2 separate regions of the Homo sapiens genome follow, and region 2 is linked to region 1. A link is an interaction called in ENCODE POLR2A ChIA-PET data of the cell type or tissue named here. Cell type or tissue: Panc1. All regions are shown on one strand. Region 1 holds the start of PPARD (peroxisome proliferator activated receptor delta). Region 2 overlaps FANCE (FA complementation group E).

Region 1 (8,000 bases):
TGGCGCATGCCTGTAATCCCAGCTACTTGGGAGGTTGAGGCAGGATAATCGCTTGAACCCGGGAGGCGGAGGTTGCAGCGGGCTGAGATTGCGCAACTGCACTCCAGCAGGGGCGACAGAGTGAAACTGTGTCTCAAAAAAAAAAAAAAAAAAAAAAATCACTCATCCAGATAGCTAGGTGTGGCCTAAGGAGCTTGCGGCCTACGGAAGGTGTGGCCGAAGGAGAGGGGAGGGGTCATCTTTAATGATGATGGAGGGGAGGCATTGGTCATATACCTGAGAGTCAAGCTTTGTTCATCGTCAGATGAAAGCCAACTTCTTCCACCAGATTGCCTCCCAGCTGCTAGGTAGTTTCCTGTGGTACATCTTAAGCGGTAGGTTGGGATAATAGGTCCCTTCCAGGTCTTAAAGATGTGGATTAATAAGAACAGAATTTTCTACAACAATAAGGAGGATGTCCCCTATTTTAGGTGAATAAGCGTATTGCATAAGCACATGGGAAGAAAGGTTAAGAACTCTAAGACCGTAAATTTCCAGTTGTAGAAGCCTCTTGAAGGCGGAAAGCCCTTTTTTGAAAATTATAGGCGATATGATCTCCTCCAGTGGACCTAGCACTGGGTTAAGAGTCTCTCCAGACTTGTCACTGCAAGTCACGTACCTTTTCTAGGACTAAGTTTCTTCACTGGAAGATGAGGAGGTTGCACTAGATGACCTAGAAATTCCCTTCCAGCTTTAAATTCCCTCTTGTGTCACTTGCTGGACTTGTTCTACTGGACCTGGCGCTCCCCTGCTCCTCCCTTAGCTGCTACGTCCGCATCCCGCACCAGAGGGCGCCACAGGCTGGCCCGGGGCAGCGTGCGGTGGGCGGAGAGGCAGAATTAGGGGAGTCTCCAGGAGGCGTGGTGATTGGCCGCCGCCGGGCGGAAGGGGGCGTGGGGAGGGAAAGGCCGAGCAGCGCGGTGACGTCTCGCTGGCGGGGGCGGGGCCGGGCCGCGGAGCGTGTGACGCTGCGGCCGCCGCGGACCTGGGGATTAATGGGAAAAGTTTTGGCAGGAGCGGGAGAATTCTGCGGAGCCTGCGGGACGGCGGCGGTGGCGCCGTAGGCAGCCGGGACAGGTCAGTCCGAGACGAGAGAAGCGGTCAGGCAAGTGGCGGAGGGAAGCGCCGGGCCTGGGCCGAGGCGGCCAGCGGGACTGGGGCGCAAGGCCCGGCGGCGGGGAACGGGGTGCGGGGAGCTGCCGGGGTCCGCGGACAGCGTCACGGCGGCTTCCTGATGCTCCGGCCCGCTCCGGTCAGCCGTCGTGCGTTGCCATGTAGGCGCCCCGCTGACCCTGCGCCCCCCCGCCCTTGGACCCCCATAGCTGCTTGAGTGAGTCCGAAATACGGGCCTCCTTCCACCCTACTCTTTGCCCCCTCTTGGGCCTGGTGGCTTCGTCTTCTCCCACTTGTGAGAACCCCGTCTCAGGCCCGGGGGCCTCTCCCATTCCCCTCCCCTGCCTCTGACCTCTTCCTTCACCCGTTTCTGGTGTTCCTGAATCCACTGCCCTATCTAGCGAGAGTCTTCTCTGGGATCTTTTCCTCTGTCCCCCTCGTTATCCTTGTCTCCTGCCTTCATCCTCCCATCCTTGCTCTCTCAGGCTTTACTCTCTCTCCCCATCCCTGTCCCCTTCTTATCTGTGGTCTGATCCCTCCTAGTATTATGGGTCCCCATCCTCTTCCCCAGGGTGTTCCTAGGCTTTTTCCAACTCCGTGCCTGCAGTCCCTGTCTCCCTAAGACTCTCACCTTGGTTCCCTGAGAGGCCCTGTTTTTGCTCCTTTTTCCGATTTCCTTCGTATCAATTCTGTCCCCTACATTCCTGTCGCCCACCTCCTTTTCTCTCCCTGTTCCTTTCCCCTGCTTCAGGGAGAAGCCTTAGCTCCACACTCTACTCTACTTTCACTTGACCTGCAGTTGACATAACCATGGGGTGGGGGTGGAGGTGTTCAGACCTTGATCGAATTAAGAGGCTGATTGACTAAAGGAAATAACAGATTGTGTGGGAGAATGTACGTGGGTGTTGCATCAGAGATGATGTCCAATTTGTAGGCCATTCTTCTTATCTCAGCTTTAATACTTCCCCTTTATGGGGCTGTTGACTTCCAGGAACCCTTGGGGGAGACGGCGCTGAGCTGGATGTGTGCCACGGGTAGCCGGAGGCTTTGTCCAATTCTTTTCCCCTTCCAGGAACCGGGGTTTTGTGTCTTTCCACTCTGGATGTGTGGAATACACTTATACCATGATACCCCAGCCTCTCTCTGCCCTCACTCCCACCCTCCACCCTGTGCTCCATCCGAAAGGACTAAGAGAATTCTCCAGAAGCTGTGCTCCAGAAAATACTTGTGGTCCTCAACCTTTTTTCTGTGTACTGGCTCCAGAACTTTTTTTTTTCCCGTTTGAGTTTTGAAATAGATTGCTGGCCTGATAGCCCTGGGGCTGGCGGGCATCTGTCCCCTTTTATTATTGGTGGCTTGAAACAGCTGCTGATTTTCTCTCATATCTCTTTGACAATCTTTGGCCAACTGAATGTGCCTCTGATGTTGGTCACTGAACATGTTCTCTTGGAGTCTCTTCTCCCTCTTTTTTCTTTGTTCTTTTCTGAATCTAGGGAATCCAAATTGTCCCTCTTTTTCCCTGGGAGCTTAATTTCCTCTGTATCCAGGAGGAACGGCAATCCCAGAGCTCTGTTCCCTTTGCCCAGGCATAGTATGAGGTATCAGATTGATAACTACCCTGGTGGGCTGTGGGGCTGCAGTAGTTAGACCTTGTCAGGAACTTGAGCAGACACATCTGCTTCCAGTCACATAGATCATCTTCTCTGGGGCTTGAGAGCCCACCACCTTCCATGTGTGTCTGGATGTTTAACCTTACCAAGCAGAAGATTCTCGTCATATCCTTCAGTTTGAGCTCCTTTATTTGGCGTTGGTTCTCTAAAGAAGTATTCAAGAAATAACATATCCTTTGTTTCTACCCAGTCTGATCTTGGAGGATTCTGAAAGCGTGACCCACTCTCATGTTTAGAAATGAAGGCTCATTGTTTCACCTGGCCCCAGGTTTCTAGGGGCTCCTCTTTTGATGATTGTGCTGTCTTTGAGCCAGATTGGACATGGGAGTTGGCAACCTTTAGGAGCTGCGGTGGAGAGCCAAAGGAACCAGCTTGACCAGACTTTAAAGTTTTGTAATCCTCTTGTACACTGTTTTCTGTGAAAGCAATAGGATTGTGGATGGCCTGTTGTTGAGCCAGTCCCTTCTCCACTGACCCCCAGACCCCCTTTGCAGCACTTGCAAAGATTTGGGTAGACTGGACCAGAGGGTTTTCCTTGTTCCTGTGAATAGCATCTCTCCAGGGTTTTAGTGGATCATTCTAAAGAGGTAGAGGTCAAGTGTTGGACAGATTTTTAGTCTAGTCTCTGGCTTTCAAGGACTCCTCCTTACTCTTTTGAGCAGTTTGTTACTTCTGGCCGTGCTTACCCCTTAGTAGTGCTCTCTGCTGTGGTGGCAGGTGAGAGATTTGAGAACAGGTCAAGGCCAGTCCTTGTGGAGCAGCTTGGGCACCAGCAGCCCTAGATGGATAGCTTCTTGCAGTTTGTCCACTCTCATTTTCTGAGAAGGTAGTCATGATTGTCAATTACCAAATTCCTTCCCCATTCAGTGATTTTTGCAGAGTCTGGGTCTGGATTTTCTTTCCTTCTTTCTTTTCTGACACAAGGTTTTGTTCTATTGCCCAGGCTGGAGTGCAGTGGTGCTATCATAGTGCACTGTAACCTCGAACTCCTGGGCTCAAGGGATCTTCCTGCTTCAGCCTCCAGAGTAGCGGGGACTACAGGTGCACACCACCACACTCAGCTAATTAAAAAACAATTTTTTTGTAAAGACAGGCTCTCACAATGTCTCGAACTCCTGGCCTCAAGCAGTCCTCCTCACCTTGGCCTCTCAGAGCACTGAGATTACACTGACTGCTCGTTCAGGTGCCTTTCTCCTTGCCTCTTCACCATGGCCTTCTTGTGTGATATATGCCTTAACCCATTCAGGAAGAATTGCTCCTACTCAGCCTTTCAACCCGACCTGTGGTCCCTTAGACGCCTTCCCTTAGGGCCTGGTAAGAGGATAGACAGTGTAGAGCACTAGCCTGGGAAGCCATTAGGCCTCTGCTTTGGGCCTACAGCTGTCCTGACTGTTGTGCAAGCTGTCTTCAGGGCCTGCAGATTCTGGCACATCCTGGGATAGTGCAGCTCCTCTCTCTCAGGAGTTGGACCTGTCACTTTTTTTTCGTTTTTTTTTTTTTTTTTTTTGAGATGGAGTCTCGCTCTGTCGCCCAGGCTGGAGTGCAGTGGTGCGATCTTGGCTCACTGCAAGCTCCATCTCCCAGGTTCACGCCATTCTTCTGCCTCAGCCTCCTGAGTAGCTGGGACTACAGGCGCCCGCCACCACGCCTGGCTCATTTTTTTTTGTAGTTTTAGTAGAGACAGGGTTTCACCGTGTTAGTCGAGATGGTCTCGATTTCCTGACCTCGTGATCTGCCCGCCTCAGCCTCCCAAAGTGCTGGGATTACAGGCGTGAGCCACCACAACCAGCCTGGACCTGTCACTTCTAAGGGCTTCAGCTATATCCTGTCCCTGAGGCCCACCTCCCTGAGTGCTCTCTGCAGGCTGGGAAGCTGAACAGTGGTGCCTTGCTCCAGTGCCTCTGAAGGGCTTGGAAATTGCAGGACACAGCTTTACTGCTCAGCATTGCCCACACTGGAAACATTCTCTTCCTCCCTACCCAGGTCTCTGTGGGCTTTGTCCGTTCTGCCAGGCCCTTGCTTATATGATGTCAGAAGCCCTGTGCCCGGTGCCATTGTCAATGCCATGTCCCAGATTACCTAATGGCTGCTTCTTGGAGATGGTTTGGTGTCCATGCACATTTTTCTCTGCCGTTGGAGCCAGGGTGAGGAGCTGCTTGCAACAGCTGGATTCCAGGGTGTCAGAGGAGCCCTTGGAGCTTGCCTTGAGCCTGGCAGGGAGAACATGGCCCCTTGCATCAGGTTTCAGACATATGGGTCTTCTTCCTTGGCAGATGGCTCCTAGCCTTCATAACTCAGCAGGCTGGTGATTGGCATGTGACTCCAGTTCATTCTGCAGGGGCTTTGGTGAAGGCATCAACTATGACTCAGGACATCTTCATTTATGAGCTTCTACCCAGCTCCCTTCTTACCTTGCCTGCGCCTTCTGCGCCGACCTGATAAAATCAGCAAAGCCAGTGTCTGCTTACTTGGGAGTGAGCAGACTCCTTCCAGGATTGGGGAAATATTTGCTGACTCAGGCTCAGAATCACATCTCAGGGTGGTGTGTAAGGGACCGACGAGGAGCCAGATTACCTTAGGAACACTCTTTGAGTTACGGTGGGTATAACTTATTAGAGTTGCTTTGAGGGCCCCTGGCACCTGTCAGCTAAAGCTGTTGGGGTTTTTTCTATCCTGCAGTGTTGTACAGTGTTTTGGGCATGCACGTGATACTCACACAGTGGCTTCTGCTCACCAACAGATGAAGACAGATGCACCAACGAGGTAATCCCATTTTCTTTACTCAGGGGTCTCTGACCACCACTGACACAGGATCCAGATTTAAGATCCTGACCTTGAAGATGAAATAATTTCACTAGGGCTTATTCCCAGATTCCAGGTTCCTGTCACAGCATCTGGTACCAGTTGCTTATGCATAGTATAGGCATTTATTAAGTAATTATTGAAAGTCTATGGCTTACATAGTTTTTTCAGGAGCATGGAGATTCCCACCTTTGCGCCCATTAAAAGATAAACTCCACAGGGCAGGGAGTTGTTTTGCTGCCTGTTGTGTCTAGGATAGTGCCTGGCACAGAGGAGATAATGAATAAATTTTTGTTGAATGAGTAAATGAACGAACTTTCGTCTTTGCCTATATGGGTACCTAGGGTGCCAGGCCACAAAGATGGTGTCCATCATTCTCTCTTATTAGGGGGCAAATATATATATATATATATATTTTGTTTGTTTGTTTGTTTTTGAGACGAAGTCTTGCTCTTGTCCCCCAGACTGGAGTGCAATGGCGTGATCTTGGCTCACTGCCACCTCCTTCTCCTGGGTTCAAGTGCTTCTCCTGTCTCAGCCTCCCAAGTAGCTGGGATTATAGGCACCTGCCACCACGCCCGGCTAATTTTTGTATTTTTAGTAGAGATGGGGTTTCACCATGTTGGCCAGGCTGGTCTGGAACTCCTGACCTCAGGTGATCCGCCCGCCTCAGCCTCCCAAAGTGCTGGGATTACAGGCGTGAGCCACCGCACCTGGCCTTTTTTTTTTTTTTTTGAGATGGAGTTTCGCTCTTGTTGTCCAGGCTGGAGTGCAATGCCGTGATCTCGGCTCACTGCAACCTCCGCCTCTTAGGTTCAAGCGATTCTCCTACCTCAGCCTCCTGAGTAGCTGAGATTACAGGCATGCGCCACCACATCTGGCTAAATTTTGTATTTTTAGTAGAGACGGGGTTTCACCATGTTAGCCAGACTGGTCTCAAACTCCTGATGTCAGATGATCTACCCGCCTCAGCCTCCCAGAGTGCTGGGATTACAGATGTGAGCCACTGTGCCCAGCCGGGAACAAATATTTTTAAGTGCCAACTATGTGCCAGGCACTTGGGAAATGATAATAGTAAAAAACAGATCCAATCTCTGCCTCATGGGTCTGTGGTTTGCTGGTATATATGAGAGCTGGCCATAACACACAGAATTGTTTCTTCCATCTCTGCAGGGGTAGGAGGTTCTCACCAAGAGTCTGAACAATGCTCTGGGTTCCCATTGCTGTTTCCATGTTCTCAGGATGCCTGGCAGGTTTTATAAACTCTCAGAAGTGGAGCTCCAGGGAATACAATGTTCATTGTCCTATTTGGAAGGCTGGGTTGTTGTGGGTCCCTGCTGGGGGCCGGGGAAACGTGGGCCTCCTGCCTGATTTGTTTTAATCTCTGAAGTTCAGTGGTTCCAGTAGCTGTTTGTGGGCTTCACTTCCCCTTCTCTGCCTTTAACACCCTGCAGGTTTTCCTGTTGTCAGACAGGGTGGTGAGTCCCTGTGTCTCTCTGTCTGTGGGGGTCAGGTTGTTTGTAGATCTTTCAGGAAGGTCCTGGGTGGGGGGCCCTCCTGCTTTCAAACCCATACCAAGTGCTTTCCTCTGAAGGGAATGTGAGGGAGGAAGAAGGGGGGAGTTTCAGAGACTTCTGAGGTTCCCCAAGAGGGAAGAGGTCAAAGTACCTCCTGAGCGGGGAGAGCTACTGAGTTGAACTGATTTGCTTTGCCATTTGCTTTAGCAGCAGCCAGGCCCAGTGGCAGCAATTGTACGTGCATTTCCAGGGGTCAGTTGTCCAGTTCATCCCTGAGCCTTGAGCTCCCAGTCGCAGGTAGGAACTTCTCTTCTCCTTTCTTTTTTTTTTTTTTTTTGAGACGGAGTCTCGCTCTGTCACCCAGGCTGGAGTGCAGTGGCGCGATCTAGGCTCACTGCAAGCTCTGCCTCCTGGGTTCACACCATTCTCCTGCCTAAGCCTCCTGAGTAGCTGGGACTACAGGCGCCCGCCACCACGCCCGGCTAATTTTTTGTATTTTTAGTAGAGACGGGGTTTCACCGTGTTAGCCAAGATGGTCTCGATCTCCTGACCTCGTGATCCACCGGCCTCGGCCTCCCAAAGTGCTGGGATTACAGGCGTGAGCCACCGCGCCCGGCCTCTTCTTTCTTTCTTGATTGGGTACTGCTATATCACCTAGGACCAGGGGTGTGTCCAATCTTTTGGCATCCCTGGGCCACATTGGAAGAAGAATTATTATCTTGGGCTATACATAAAATACACTAACACTAACAATAGTGATGAGCTAAAAATAAAAATGGCAAAAGAATCTCATGTTTTAATAAAGTTTACGTATTTGCGTTGGGATGCATTCAGAGCTCTCCTGGGCTGCATGCAGTCA
Region 2 (8,000 bases), 120 kb after region 1:
CAGGCCTCCGTGCTGTCCCCACTGCCACCTGTTCCCCCAGGCTAGAGTGACATCACATGTGTTGGGCCCTGCAGGGAAGGCTTACCTTCTCTAGGAAGCCTTATGTGTATCATCTCACTCCATCCTCTTTCTCCTTTATGAGTCCTCTTTGCCTTTTGTTCTCACGATGCACTTTCTACTCCTAGTTATTTTTTAGGGGATCCTTGTGTCTCACTACCAAATACTTTGTTGTCAGCTCCTGGGGCTCTTGAGGTTGTGACCTCCCTGGCAGTTGTATGAGCTCTGCAACAGTGGCTGCTGGGGCTGGTGCCAGCATCAAGAAGGCTCTGACTACCCATTTTTTTTTGGCGGGGGGTGGGGGGTGGGGACGGAGTCTTGCCCTGTTGCCCAGGCTGGAGTGCATTGGCACAGTCTTGGCTCACTGCAGCCTCTGCCTCCCAGGTTCACGCAATTCTCCTGTCTCGGCCTCCTGAGTAGTTGGGATTACAGGACCCACCACCAAGCCTGGTTAATTTTATGTATTTTTAGTAGAGACGGGATTTCACCATGTTGGCCAGGCTGGTCTTGAACTTCTGACCTCAGGTGATCCACCTGCCTCGGCCTCCCAAAGTGCTGGGATTACAGGTGTGAGCCACTGTGCCCCACCCCTGACTACCCCTTTGTTGGCTGGGGATCTTGGCTGTCCCCAGGGCCTTGCCCTGCTGTGGGAGTTGGAGCAGCAGATAGATACTCAGGCTTGGGTGGGAGGCCAGGCATTTTTCACTAGGGCCTCTGCTTTGCAGACAGATCTTGGAGCTGCCCTGGAAGGAGGAAACTTTCTTGGTGTTGCAGTCACTCCTAGAGCGGCAGGTGAGCAGGCTGCCCTGGGGAAGAGTGGACAAAGAAGTGCTGCAGTCCTTGGAAGCACACGGGGTTCCTGGGTTTCTGAGTCCTTCAGTGCATGGAGGGTCAAGCAGGACAGCTGCCCTACAGCAGCTGCCTGAGACAGTGGGAGAGCCCTGGGCCATGCAAAGCTGGTAGCAGAGAGCTGAGCACATGGTCACTTCAGCTCCACCTCTTACCAGCTGGGGGGGCCTTGGGGGTGGGATTTTTGATGTGTGTGTGTGAATTTAATTTTATTTTTGAATAGGTAATAGATTCATATGTTCACAAATTTTTTTTTTTTTTTAGATAGAGTCTGGCTTTGTTGCCCAGGCCGAAGTGCAGTGGCACAATCTTGGCTCACTGCAACCTCTGCCTACTGGGTTCAAGCAATTCTTGTGCCTCAGCCACCCAAATAACTGGGATTACAGGCGTGCGCCACCACGCTGGCTAATTTTTGTATTTTTAGTAGAGATAGGGTTTTGCCATGACCTGAGGCCAGAACTCCTGTGGCCTCAGCCACCCAAGTAACTGGGATTACAGGCGTGCGCCACCACACCGGCTAATTTTTGTATTTTTAGTAGAGACAGGGTTTCACCATGACTTGAGGCCAGAACTTCTGGGCTCAAGTGATCTGCCCTCCTTGACCTCCCAAAGGGCTGGGATTAAAAGCGTGAGCCACCACGCCCAGCCCATATGTTCACAATTTTAAAAGCTCAAAAGGATACAGTGAAAAATATTCCCCTTACTTCTCTTCCCTAACCATCCAGATTTCCCTCCTTAGGGCTAACCAGTATTACCAGTTTCAGGGGAATCCGCCCCCCTCCAGAGATACCATCTATATGTGGAAACATGTCTACTCTTACTTTCCCTCCTACTTTTTTGGAAATTGCAACACACCAAACTCAGTGCCCTGTAGGTTGCTTTTTTTACTTCACAGTATATTTTGGTGATTTTTTTCATATCAGTACCTGAAATTCTGCCTCATTTGTTTATATCTTAGATAACTGACCTAACTTCTTTTTTTTTTTTTTTGAGATGGAGTCTCGCTCTGTTGCCCAGGCTGGAGTGCAGTGGTGCGATCTCAGCTCACTGCAAGCTCTGCCTCCCGGGTTCACGCCATTCTCCTGCCTCAGCCTCCCGAGTAGCTGGGACTACAGGCGCCCACCACCACACCCGGCTAATCTTTTGTATTTTTAGTAGAGATGGGGTTTCACCATGTTAGCCAGGATGGTCTCTATCTCCTGACCTCGTGATCCACCGGCCTCGGCCTTCCAAAGTGCTGGGATTACAGGCGTGAGCCACCGTGCCCAGCCCTGACCTAACTTCTTTATGCCTGTGGTTTCCTCATCTACAAAAGGGGAGATATAATATTAATAGCACCTACCATATAAGACTGGAGTGAGGTTTAAATGAGATAATTGGTGTAAAGTAGTCAGAATGGTACCTGATGCACAGTGTTTATTAAATAATAATAATAATTATTATTTTTTTTGAGACGGAGTCTCACTCTATCACCCAGGCTGGAGTGCAGTGGCATAATCTCGGCTCACTGCAACCTCTACCTCCTGGGTTCAAGTGATTCTCCAGCCTCAGCCCCCTGAGTAGCTGGGATTACAGGCACGCACCACCACGCCCGGCTAATTTTTGTATTTTTAATAGAGACGGATTTCACCATGTTGGCCAGGCTGGTCTGGAACTCCTGACCTCAGGCGATCCACCCGCCTTGGCCTCTCAAAGTGCTGGGATTACAGGCATGAGCCACCGTGCCTAGCATAAATTATTATTATAAAGAGACAGGTGATTAAGGTGGCAGTGTCTCTTGGGCCCTGGGTCCTTTATATCTTTAACCACTGAACCAGATGAGGGATCCTTGGCTTCCCCTTGGTCCTAATCTGAGCCTTTGCAATGGTAGCCACCATTTTCTGAGACCTGTGTGTCTTATGTGCATTATCTCATTTAATCCTTTTCACAGTCTTCCGTTAGATATCCTGAGCCTCATTTTATAGATATGGAAATGGAGGTTTAGGTTGGTTAAGTTACCTGCCCAGGGTCACCTAGCTAGGAAGTGGTGGAGTTGGGAATTGAATCCAGGACTGGCTGAATGAAGAGCCCAAGCCTTTCTTGTGATTACTGCTCCATCTCCCAATGTGTGCAGGTGGAGATGACCCCTGAGAAGTTCAGTGTCTTAATGGAGAAGCTCTGTAAAAAGGGGCTGGCAGCCACCACCTCCATGGCCTATGCCAAGCTCATGCTGACAGTGATGACCAAGTATCAGGCTAACGTGAGTATTGATAGGGCCTTGGGGCTGGTCCTGCTGGCAGGGCTGCCCTGGGCCTGCCACAAGGGTGTATGAATATGTATGTCAGGGATAAAACCCTGAGTGCTGGCCAGGCACGGTGGCTCACGCCTGTAATCTCAGCACTTTGGGAGGCCGAGGCAGGCGGATCATGAGGTCAGGAGTTCAAGACCAGCCTGGCCAACATGGTAAAACCTCATCTCTACTAAAAATACAAAAATTAACTAGGTGTGGTGGTGCACGCCTATAATCCTAGTTACAAGGGAGGCTGAGGCAGGAGAATTGCTTGAAGCTGGGAGGTGGAGGTTGCAGTGAGCTGAGATCATGCTACTGCATTCTAGCCTGGGCAGCATAGTGAGACTCCATCTCAAAAACAAAAACAAAAACAAAAAACAAACCCTGAGTGCTAGCCAGAGAAACAACAAGTTCAAGCCCAGGACTGGGGAATGAGACTGCTTAGGAGTTCATTCATCCAGCCAACACTTCTTTAGGCCAGATGCTGTGTGGGGCACTGGGAAATCAACAGCGACCATAATGCAATCCCTGCCCTTGAGTTGACCCCGTCACCTAACCCCAGGCTAGTGAGAGGGGAGAAATAAAATAAACAGATAACAGATATTAGAAGTAAGATCTGGTAGGAGCCAGGTGAGAGGTGTGCAAAGGGCATTTGGTGGCAAAAGAAGAGGAGCAAGTGAGCTTTGTTTGTGGTTGGGAATTGGGACGGGCTTCCTGACTTTTTTTTTTTTTTTTGAGTCGGAGTCTCGCACTGTTGCCCAGGCTGGAATGCAATGGCATGATCTCGGCTCACTGCAACCTCTGCCTCCTAGGTTCAAGCGATTCTCCTGCCTCAGCCTCCCGAGTAGCTGGGATTACCTGCCACCACGCCTGGCTAATTTTTTGTATATTTTGTATTTTTAGTAGAGACGGGGTTTCACTATGTTGGCCAGGCTGGTCTTGAACTCCTGACCTTGTGATCAGCCCGCCTCGGCCTCCAAAAGTGCTGGGATTACAGGCGTGAGCTGTCGTGCCCAGACTTCCTGACTCTTAAAAGGTGAATGGTAGTCAAGAGCCAGAGATGAGAGGAAGGGCATTTCAGGAAAAAGATACAGTGTGAGCAGTGAGTGTCTGAGGGGATCTGCAAGTAGTTCATTGTGGATGGAGCCTAAAAATGTGAGAATGGATGGTGGTGGGGGATAAGATTAGAGAGCTAAAGTACTAAGAGCTATTATTTCTACAGTACCTGCCATGTCTCAGTCATGGTTCTTTTATTAAATTTAATTTTTCAAAAATAGAGACAGGGTCTTCTTTTTTTTTTTTTTTTTTTTTTGAGACAGAGTCTCACTCTGTTGCCCAGGCTAGAGTGCAGTGGCGCATCTCGGCTCACTGCAAGCTCCGCCTCCCGGGTTCACGCCATTCTCCTGCCTCAGCCTCCTGAGTAGCTGGGACTACAGGCGCGCGCCACCATGCCCGGCTAATTTTTTGTATTTTTAGTAGAGATGGGGTTTCACCCTGTTAGCCAGGATGGTCTCGATCTCCTGACCTTGTGATCTGTCCGCCTTGGCCTCCCAAAGTGCTGGGATTACAGGTGTGAGCCACCGTGCCCGGCCGAGACAGGGTCTTCTTATGTTGCCCAGGCTGGCCTCAAACTCCTAGGCTCAAGCAATCCTCCCATCTTGGCCTCCCAAAGTGCTGGGATTACAGGCTTGAGCCACCACACCCAGCCTCAGGCGTGGCTCTAAGCCCTTTACATATATGAACTTGCTAGTTTATTCCATGTGTCAGCCCTGTGAGAGATATTCTTTTTTTTTTTTTTTTTTTTTTGAGATGGAGTCTCGCTCTGTCGCCCAGGCTGGAGTGCAGTGCTGCGATCTCGGCTCACTGCAAGCTCCGCCTCCTGGGTTCACGCCATTCTCCTGCCTCAGCCTCCCGAGTAGCTGGGACTACAGGCGCCTGCCAGCACGCATGGCTAATTTTTTTTGTATTTTTAGTAGAGACGGGGTTTCACTGTGTTAGCCAGGATGGTCTCGATCTCCTGACCTTGTGATCCACCCTCCTCAGCCTCCCAAAGTGCTGGGATTACAGGTGTGAGCCACCGCGCCTGGCCTGAGAGATATTCTTATTATTCCGTTTCATAGATCAGAAAATTGAGACTCACACAGGTTAAAGTAACTTGCCCAAGGTCACACTGCCAGGACTAGTAGCATTTTTTCTGTACGTCATGGTGAGGAGCTGTATATATGTATGTATGTATGTATGTTTTGAGAGACAGAGTCTTGGTCTGTTGCCCAGGCTGGAGTGCAGTGGCGCGATCTTGGCTCACTGCAACCTCCGCCTCCTGGGTTCAAGTGATTCCCCTGCCTCAGCTTCCCAAGTAGCTGGGAATACAGGTGTGCGCCACCACGCCCAGCTAGTTTTTGTATTTTTTAGTAGAGATGGGGTTTCACAATATGTTGGCCAGGCTGGTCTCCAATGCCTGACCTCACATGATCCACCTGCCTCGGCCTCCCAAAGTGCTGGGATTACAGGCATGAACCATGGTGCCCAGCCAGGAGCTTTATTTTTAACTTTATCTTGAAAGTCAGGTATTCTGGGCTATTGCCTTTGTACCCTTATGTCGGGGGTGTTACAGGCCCATTTGATGATTTGATGTAGACCCTCCCAGAAAGATGGAAGTATGAACATGCTTCTGTTGCACAGTTTCAGGGGAGCTCCTGAATCCTCTGGAGATCTAGGCAGAAGGACCTCCAATGTGAGGCATCAGGAGTCATTCAAGGGCCTTCAACCTGGGAGTAACTTCATCAGATCTGTACTATTAAGAAGCATCTGGCTTCTGTGAGGAGTGGGATTGGAGGGTGAAGATACAGGGCCTGAGACCTGTCAGGAGGTTGTAGCAACAGGGCAGAAAGAGAAAGTGTGATCCAAAAGGAAGGTAGCTGTCACAGTAGAGTGTCTGTGAACCTCAGTTTTCTCCTCTGTAAAATGGGAGGGTCTTGAGGATTATATACAGCAATGCATATATATGATGTATATGTATGTTTGTATATGGATTGATGCATATAAAGTGCTGCCACATAGTAAACACACAATGATTGTCAACTGTTACTAATGTGGCCGGCTTAGTAAATTGTGCAGCTAGTATTTGGCTCCAGGTCTACCTCGTTAACCATGGTGAAATAATGAGATTAGATTGCTCAGGAGTCTCCTCCTCTTTCCATCCTCCTGGCCTCCTCTCTCCTCAATAGAGCCCCTGGGGTAGTCGGGAGACGGGAGGGATCAGTTGCTGGAGTCCTGACATGATTTTTCCTTCTCCCCAGATCACTGAGACCCAGAGGCTGGGCCTGGCTATGGCCCTAGAACCTAACACCACCTTCCTGAGGAAGTCCCTGAAGGCCGCCTTGAAACATTTGGGCCCCTGACCATCCACCAAGGGACCACCCTCTTGGTGCTCCATCACCAGCTTCCTGAAGGGCATTTCTTTCTTCACCACCTTGTCTTGAGCCCTAGCCTGAGGATAAAGGCTGAGCCTGGCCATCCCAGATTGCAACTGCCTCCCTGTTACAGGCTGCATAGGGAATATTGGCTTCCCAGCCAGCAGGGAGGCTCCTGGGCTAAGGGAGCTCAGCTATATTTTCTTTTTCATTTCTTTTGTTTTTGAGAGAAGGTATTGCTCTGTCATCCAGGCTGGAGTGCAGTGATGCGATTGATCATGGCTCACTGTAACCTCTGCCTCCCAGGCTCGATCCTCCCATGTCAGCCTCCCAAGTAGCTGGGACTACATGCACATGACACTATGCCCAGCTAATTTTTTATTTTGTAGATAATATGCTGGTCAGGGCTGGTCTTGAACTCCTGAGCTCAAGTGATCTTCCTGCCTTGGCACCCAAAGTGTTGAGATTTACAGGTGTGAGCCACCACACCAGGCCAGAGCTATATTTCCAAAGGCTGCTGGCCCCAGGCACACTCCTCATCAATTCTCAGGCTGCAGGGACAAACTTTCCGATAGGGCTCAGTAGGATCAAGCCGACCCAGAGTGGGCATGGGATGCTCCAGGAGGTCTGGGGTACCAGTGGGCTCAGATGAAGCTCTTGTGCTCATGTATATTATGACCTTCTGTGTTTTTGTTTCTGACTTGAATAATTTATCAATGGTGTTGAATAAAAGCAAGTTCAATAATGTCTTTTTCTTTTTTTTTTTTCGAGTCTGAGTCTCGCACTGTCGCCCAGGCTGGAATGCAATGGCATGATCTCGGCTCACTGCAACCTCTGCCTCCCCAGTTCAAGCGATTCTCCTGCCTCAGCCTCTTGAGTAGCTGGGATTACAGGCGCATGCCACCATGACCCGCTCATTTTTGTATTTTTAGTAGAGACGAGGCTGGTCTCAAACTCCTGACCTCAGGTGATCCGCCTGCCTCCCAAAGTGCTGGGATTACAGGCGTGAGCCACCACGCCTGGCCAATGTCTTATTAGAAGCAGTACCTTCCTTCCCATGAATTCTGGGTATTGAGCCCATCCGCACCCCCTCCACTTCCCTGCTCAATGACAAGGAACATCTTTTTCCTGGTGAGGGGAAGGGTGTAGGGTATCTTATTCACCCTCTGAGGGCCAAATAATGTGTAATACCACCCACCCCATCCTATAGGAGCTGCCCCCACCAGGCAGGGGGGTAGGTGAGAATGGGCATCTTAAAGGTGGGAGTGACTCAGTCTGGAGTTCGGGAAGGGTTTTGGGCAGATGAATCCGAGGAGAGATCTGAAGGGCTCTGGGGGTTACTGTGGCTAAGAGGATGAGACCCATTGGACAGAGGAAAGAGCAGAGAAGACACCTTATGGGTGTGCAGTGCT

What was found. Peaks named below come from ENCODE experiments on the same cell type or tissue, not always from the same donor. Only the 100,000 strongest peaks of a DNase experiment are listed, where the experiment ranks them.
Region 2: POLR2A ChIA-PET joins it to region 1 with 10 read pairs; 25 of 35 experiments call an interaction of 5 or more read pairs at or near these places.

Annotation. Positions count from the first base shown.
Region 1 is chr6:35,341,566-35,349,565 of GRCh38, forward strand. It overlaps PPARD (peroxisome proliferator activated receptor delta), which reads left to right and starts at 993. Exons shown (of 8, transcript NM_006238.5): 1 at 993-1,116; 2 at 5,502-5,585. RefSeq lists silencers at 845-1,054, 1,235-1,374, 1,405-1,454 and an enhancer at 7,109-7,358. In Panc1, a CTCF peak has its summit at 835 (motif pointing right); a DNase peak (open chromatin) is centred at 936; H3K4me3 peaks cover 1,523 bases; H3K27ac peaks cover 1,190 bases.
Region 2 is chr6:35,459,770-35,467,769 of GRCh38, forward strand. It overlaps FANCE (FA complementation group E), which reads left to right. Exons shown (of 10, transcript NM_021922.3): 8 at 783-849; 9 at 3,020-3,145; 10 at 6,475-7,333. The coding sequence ends at 6,576. Among named protein-coding and RNA genes, the nearest start is that of RPL10A, 4.6 kb to the right of the region's middle. In Panc1, no CTCF peak of the experiment used is centred here; no DNase peak of the experiment used is centred here; H3K4me3 peaks cover 178 bases; H3K27ac peaks cover 291 bases.